Regions from separate parts of the Mus musculus genome. Here region 1 is linked to region 2. Evidence: chromatin contacts called from ENCODE Hi-C or POLR2A ChIA-PET data. All regions are on one chromosome and are shown on one strand. Each heading gives the region's core, a stretch centred on a gene start or an enhancer-like site at or near the end of the contact. The rest is flanking DNA. Distances are from core to core; before and after follow the strand shown. Region 1 holds the start of Paxx (non-homologous end joining factor). Region 2 holds the start of Fbxw5 (F-box and WD-40 domain protein 5).

Region 1 (2,700 bases), core at 124-2,623, 40 kb after region 2:
CTGGCTCTGGCTCTGCCTCTGGCTCTGCCTCTGGCTCTGCCTCTGCCTCTGGCTCTGGCTCTGGGGCTCTGGCTCTGACTCTGGCTCTGGCTCTGGCTCTGGCTCTGGCTCTGGCTCTGGCTCTGGCTCTGGCTCTGGCTCTGGCTCTGGCTCTGGCACAGGCAGGCCTCCATACTTTAATATCAAAGGTTTTCCTGGGTTGCCTTGTGCTGTGGTGAGCAATGCAGTAGGGATGGGAGAAATGACAGACATCATTTCTGCCATATTCCAGTGGCTAGAATAGAAGCAAGACCTTAGATGCAGCTTCTAGGAGGGGGTCAGACAATGGTGGAGATGCAGGCAGACATCAAGGCTGAGCCAGAAACTCCTAAAACCAGGATGTACGGTACACAGTGAAAAGCAGGGAAAGTAAGACATGGGAGAGAGGGATGGAGACTTGAGCAGAGGTGAAATGTTCTACATGGATCCTCAAGAGGACACTTTCAAAAGAACTACAGGTAAGTACACCCGGCTGGAGACAGGCAAAAACCCATGCACGCAAAGGCTCTAGTCCGGAGCCTCAGCAGGGTTGAGCAAAACTAGAGGAAAGTGGGAATTGAGTATGTTTGGCTGATGGCACTTTTCAAATGTTAGCACAGTTCACCAAGTTACTAACCACTCTCACCATGGTTCTCATAGGTTCATGCTAGCCCTCTTCCACAGCCTTGGGAAGACTTCTGTTCCCATCAGGCCTCCTCCTGAGCACACCCTTTGCTGGGCTCCATTCTCTGCAGGTGGCATCAGCCCCTACTATGCAGGCCCTGTGTGGATTCTCATGAGCATTTGCTGCAGTGTGAGTGCTGTCCTGTCGGACTAGTCATCTCTCCCATTAGATCTCAGGTTCCAGAGACCTCCTGTTGGTGAAGGTGTCCTCAGGGCTGACAGGTATCACACAGAGGGTGGTGACTCAGACAATGGGAGGGTATTGCCCGGGAGAAAACTGCATCTCCAAACGTTTCCACATGTACTGTACTTACTCTTGTATTTTGGTTTGTTACAACTCAGCTTTAGAAAGAGATGTGTTTATATCTAAAGTGACAGGAAGGGACAAGTGACCAACAGTTTGGAGGCCCTGCAGTACAAGCCCTTGGGGGATAGATAGGAAAGAAGACCGGCATTGAAGAGCGGCAGATATGTTGCTAAGAAGGACCCAGAAAAGCGGAAGAGCACAAGGAGTGAGACCATAGTAGATCTCTGTTTGGATGCAAGGGCCAAAGAACAGAGCCCAGAATAGCACTGAGTAGCTAATGCGCTAAGCCCCGCCCTCCGAGTGCTTCCCGCCCCGCCCCACGTGCTAAACCCCGCCCTTTAGTCAGCCTCTTACTTAATGCCTGGTACCCGGAAACAATGTCAACCTTGAGTACCGCCCATCGCCTCGTCCTTCCGTCCCTCCAGAAACCAGAAGTTCCGCCGCCGAGCGAACACCTTAGATTGTGAGTCACCGAGTTTGTACTTCTGCGCAGGCGCCCTCAGCCCACATCTAACTTGGCTCCTGCGGCGAGACCGCCCTGCTGTCATGGCTCCTCCGTTGTTGTCGCTGCCGCTTTGTATTCTGCCGCCGGGTTCGGGCTCCCCCCGCCTGGTGTGCTACTGCGAGCGGGATAGTGGTGGAGACGGGGACCGCGACGACTTCAACCTCTAGTGAGTGGAGTCTAGGGATGTGGGGTGCGGGAGCATAGCGGGCACGGTGCCTGACAGCCCCTCCCACCCAGTGTGACGGACGCCGCCGAGCTCTGGAGCACCTGCTTCTCGCCTGACAGCCTGGCGAGGCTCGTGAGTAACAGTGCTGGGGATAGGAGACAGCTGGTAGCTTGCCACCCTCCCCCTCCCCGTGGCAGTGGTTCTAATAGCATTTCCAGGGTAGGGCAGTTTGGAATGTCCAGTGGGTCCAGGGTCCTGGGCGGGGTTAGTGACAATTCCTTGTTCCCAGCAGAAAGCCCGATTTGGCCTAAGTGGGGCTGAAGATATCCATTCCCGGTTCAGGTGAGTTCCAGTTAGGGAGGCCATGTGAATGAGAAGCTTGGGGTAGTGCTAACACATCCTGGCCATAACACACATCTCCCTCCTTAGGGCAGCCTGCCAACAGCAGGCAGTAACTGTAAGCCTGCAAGAAGACAGAGCATTGATAACCCTTTCAGGGGATACCCCTGCCCTGGCCTTTGACCTCTCCAAGGTGCCCAGCCCGGAGGCAGCCCCCAGGCTGCAGGCTTTGACTCTCAGCCTGGCAGAGCATGTATGCAACCTAGAGAGGCGGCTGGCAGGTACTGTATGTGTGGGCACCTGTACCTTCCCTCAGGGGCATGCTTTTGCAGACCCTCCTGGCATTGAGTGAGATGCCACGACTCTCTCTTAGCTGCAGAAGAGACCATCACTAGCCCCAAGAAGAACACCCAGCCAGCAGGCACTCAGTTCTTACCAGGTAAGGGGTGGGCCTGGCATGTGGGCTGGGGCTGCTCTTTCTCTGGAACTGCCTCTCCAGATGTCTCATGGGAGAATCTTTCCATGTGGACAGAGTTCTGGCCAGGGTTCTTTGGAGTTCAAGATTTCCCTGATCCTATTTTCTGGCAGAACTTGATCACCAGAGAGGCAGCTCTGGGCCTGGGGTCAGGAGACGGTGTCCAGGGGAGTCTCTCATTAACCCTGGCTTCAAAAGGTACTTGC
Region 2 (2,700 bases), core at 101-2,600:
CTTCCATAAGAACTCATCCCGGGACACAGCCTGCCATTGGCGGCATACCAGCCCAGCAGCCAGCACATCTGCAGGGCCCAAACTCAGGAAGATCTGGTAGACAAGGCTGTCGGGGAGCAGGGGCAGGCCCCCCTCATCCATCGTGACATTCTGCCCAGACGGTCCTGAAACCCACCAGTGGCGGCTCTGAACCCAAGCCTCCTCATCGCCAACCCCAGGGAGAGACTGATAGTCTGGGGTTCCAGACATGGCAGTCCTAGCTAGCCCCACCAACTGCCCACCGGAGAATTCCACTGCACTGAGCATGTGCGGGGGGAGGGGAGGGATGTGTGCATCTCTCTTTGTGTGTACAAGTAGCACTGCCCCACCACAGACCCAACACTTCTTGAAGGACCCAGGCAGTAACGTTGCACCACCTTACATTCTCCAGGACACCAAAGGACTTGCTGGACCAGACAGCAAGCCCCTGAGTACTACTAGGCCAGGTAGAACCTGCGAAGTGGGGGGCAGCCCCACTTTCCAGGTGGGGGCCTTTGATGCCTTCCCCAATGCTACAGGGCACAGGGAGGCAGGTGAGCACAAGACAAGCAAACAGGTCTGGGCTGCTCAAACTGGCAGGTCCAAGGTTTAGCAGCCCACCCTGTCTTTGACCTTGCTGCTATAGGACTTCAGGCCAAGGCTGACTTTCTTCTGAGAAGGGGTTCCTGCTAGCCAGTGGCATATGTCGTTCTGGACTCAGGAGACAGCCTGGCCAGGAGGGTGGTTAAGAGTGATTGGGGTTTCTGAATGTCAGAGGAGACATCAGGGACCACGCTTTGCTGCTTAGCTAGAGTGGGCAGCAGCTCCTTCATTCACCCACTGAACACCGGAGGGTGGATTGGGACGACGTCAACCTGCCAAGGCCATCACTGGCCAGATAAGGCCACCAAAGGCTGTACAAGTGTAGACATTGCAGGAAAAAAATATGGTGACAGTGAACAAAGCCCGTGAAGGTGACAAAAGCCAGTTAAAGTAGGACAAGGCAGAGCGAGGCCCATGACCGGGACCAGGCCCGAGAAAATAAACGAAGGCCACGATCGGGGACAAGGGACACCGAAGGTGGCAGAAGGCTGGTGAATGCAGGACTGGGAGTAATGGGGCACAAGGCTGGTGACTGGGGACAGGGCAGATGACACAGGTGAGTGAGCACGGCGGGGCCAAAGCCGGGACTCACCGCGGTGCCTCTGCCCGCTGCGCTGCGCCCGGCTTCCGCCGCCGCTCTAGTCTCCACCTCCACGTCTTTATGGAGGCGCCAGGCTCGACGCTGAGAGCCCCGAGGCATCGATGGACCGTTCCCCCCCCCCCCCCTTCCCCGTCTTGCGCCTGCGCCTCAGGCTCCGACTAGCAGCCAGCGTTTCTTATGCGCCTGCGCAAACTCTTACTTTCCGAGCGTTCTGACTCACAGAACAGTACTCACTCCTGGCTACCCTAAAGGACGGAGGATTGAGCCAGGCTCAGCTGGGCCGGTTCGAGACTCTGCCTCTGCTCTCTCTGCTGCTGGGCTTTGAACAAGTGACTTTATGAGCACGTTCTTGTTGGTTGTGGAGTTAAAGACAGTTATTGCATGCATAGGGTTGAGCACTGACCACAAGTGGAAATAGGGGTGCAGAGGTCAACTCTTAACTTTGCACTTGGGACACAATGCCCAGCTCCTATCAAGGCTAGGTTCTAGGATGGACCCTGGCTTGGGTTAGGGGTTCAGTAATCGGAAGACAGATGTGGACTTCCTGGACTGTGCTTCCTGTGGCACTGGACAGTGGACTCTGACCTAGGACAGTGCACCCCTCCACCTCGCTGTCCTGTCACCTACTGTCCGTAGCAGGTTGGCCATGCTGTCTCCAGGGGCTGTGTTGTTCTTCACCCTGCTCTTGACAGCCAGTTCGCTGGGCCAAAGGACTCGAAAGCCTATTGGGTCTACCTCCCCCATCAGCACTATCCAGGCCCAGGTCAATTTCAGTGCTCAGAAGGTAAAATCTGGGAGTGAGTGGGGGTAGGTAAAAGAGCAATAAGAACCTGCCTAGCTTGGCGGGATTGGTCCAGGGTGCCCCATTTCCCCAGTCCTGAGCACTCATAGTCAACTTCCAGTTTGCAGGGACATGGCTCCTGGTGGCTGTGGGCTCTTCGTGCCGCTTTCTTCAGGAGCAGGGACACCGAGCTGAGGCCACCACATTGCACGCAGCTCCCCAGGGTGCAGCTATGGCTGTCAGCACCTTCCGAAAGCTGTGAGTCCCAGCAGGACTTCATCCCAGCCCCTGAGCCCATCTTACTCTGCCCTCCTGACTCTAAACCTCATCTCTAGCTCTTCTGTGGCCTAGATAGCTATCCCATATGGCCTCTCCTGGGTTGGGGTTCCTAGAGTCTGGGTGCCTCCTCTTATGACATACCTTCTTCCCCTCCCCAGAGATGGGATATGTTGGCAGGTACGCCAACTCTTTGAGAACACAGGGGTCCCTGGCCGCTTCTTGTTCCAAGGTGAGGCAGGGGCATCAAGGGAGAGGGCTCTGGGCTGGAGGCAGAGGGGAAAGGACTGATGTGCTGTTGTGGTTCTGCCGCAGTCTCACGGGCCCGTGGACCAGTGCATATGGTGGTTGCTGAGACTGACTATCAGAGCTTTGCCATCCTGTACCTGGAACAGGGAAGGAAGCTGTCTGTGAAACTATA

What was found. A loop is a pair of places that touch in the nucleus more often than their neighbours do. ChIA-PET counts read pairs that join two places held with the same protein, here RNA polymerase II (POLR2A).
Region 1: a loop to region 2 is called in a map of left cerebral cortex, with 4 times the contacts of the local background. The contact joins the promoter of Paxx here to the promoter of Fbxw5 in region 2. A Hi-C loop is called at or near these places in 6 of 37 maps with a recorded cell type or tissue (heart and left cerebral cortex). POLR2A ChIA-PET finds 5 or more read pairs at or near these places in 2 of 5 experiments (Patski and embryonic stem cell).

The regions. Positions count from the first base shown.
Region 1 is chr2:25,459,767-25,462,466 of GRCm38, reverse strand. It overlaps Paxx (non-homologous end joining factor), which reads left to right and starts at 1,373. Exons shown (of 7, transcript NM_153557.1): 1 at 1,373-1,680; 2 at 1,752-1,812; 3 at 1,973-2,022; 4 at 2,110-2,300; 5 at 2,393-2,458; 6 at 2,608-2,692. The coding sequence starts at 1,556.
Region 2 is chr2:25,499,400-25,502,099 of GRCm38, reverse strand. Fbxw5 (F-box and WD-40 domain protein 5) reads right to left here and starts at 1,350. Exons shown (of 9, transcript NM_013908.5): 1 at 1,214-1,350; 2 at 1-164. The coding sequence starts at 141. It overlaps C8g (complement component 8, gamma polypeptide), which reads left to right and starts at 1,594. Exons shown (of 7, transcript NM_027062.2): 1 at 1,594-2,006; 2 at 2,125-2,261; 3 at 2,441-2,511; 4 at 2,595-2,700. The coding sequence starts at 1,869.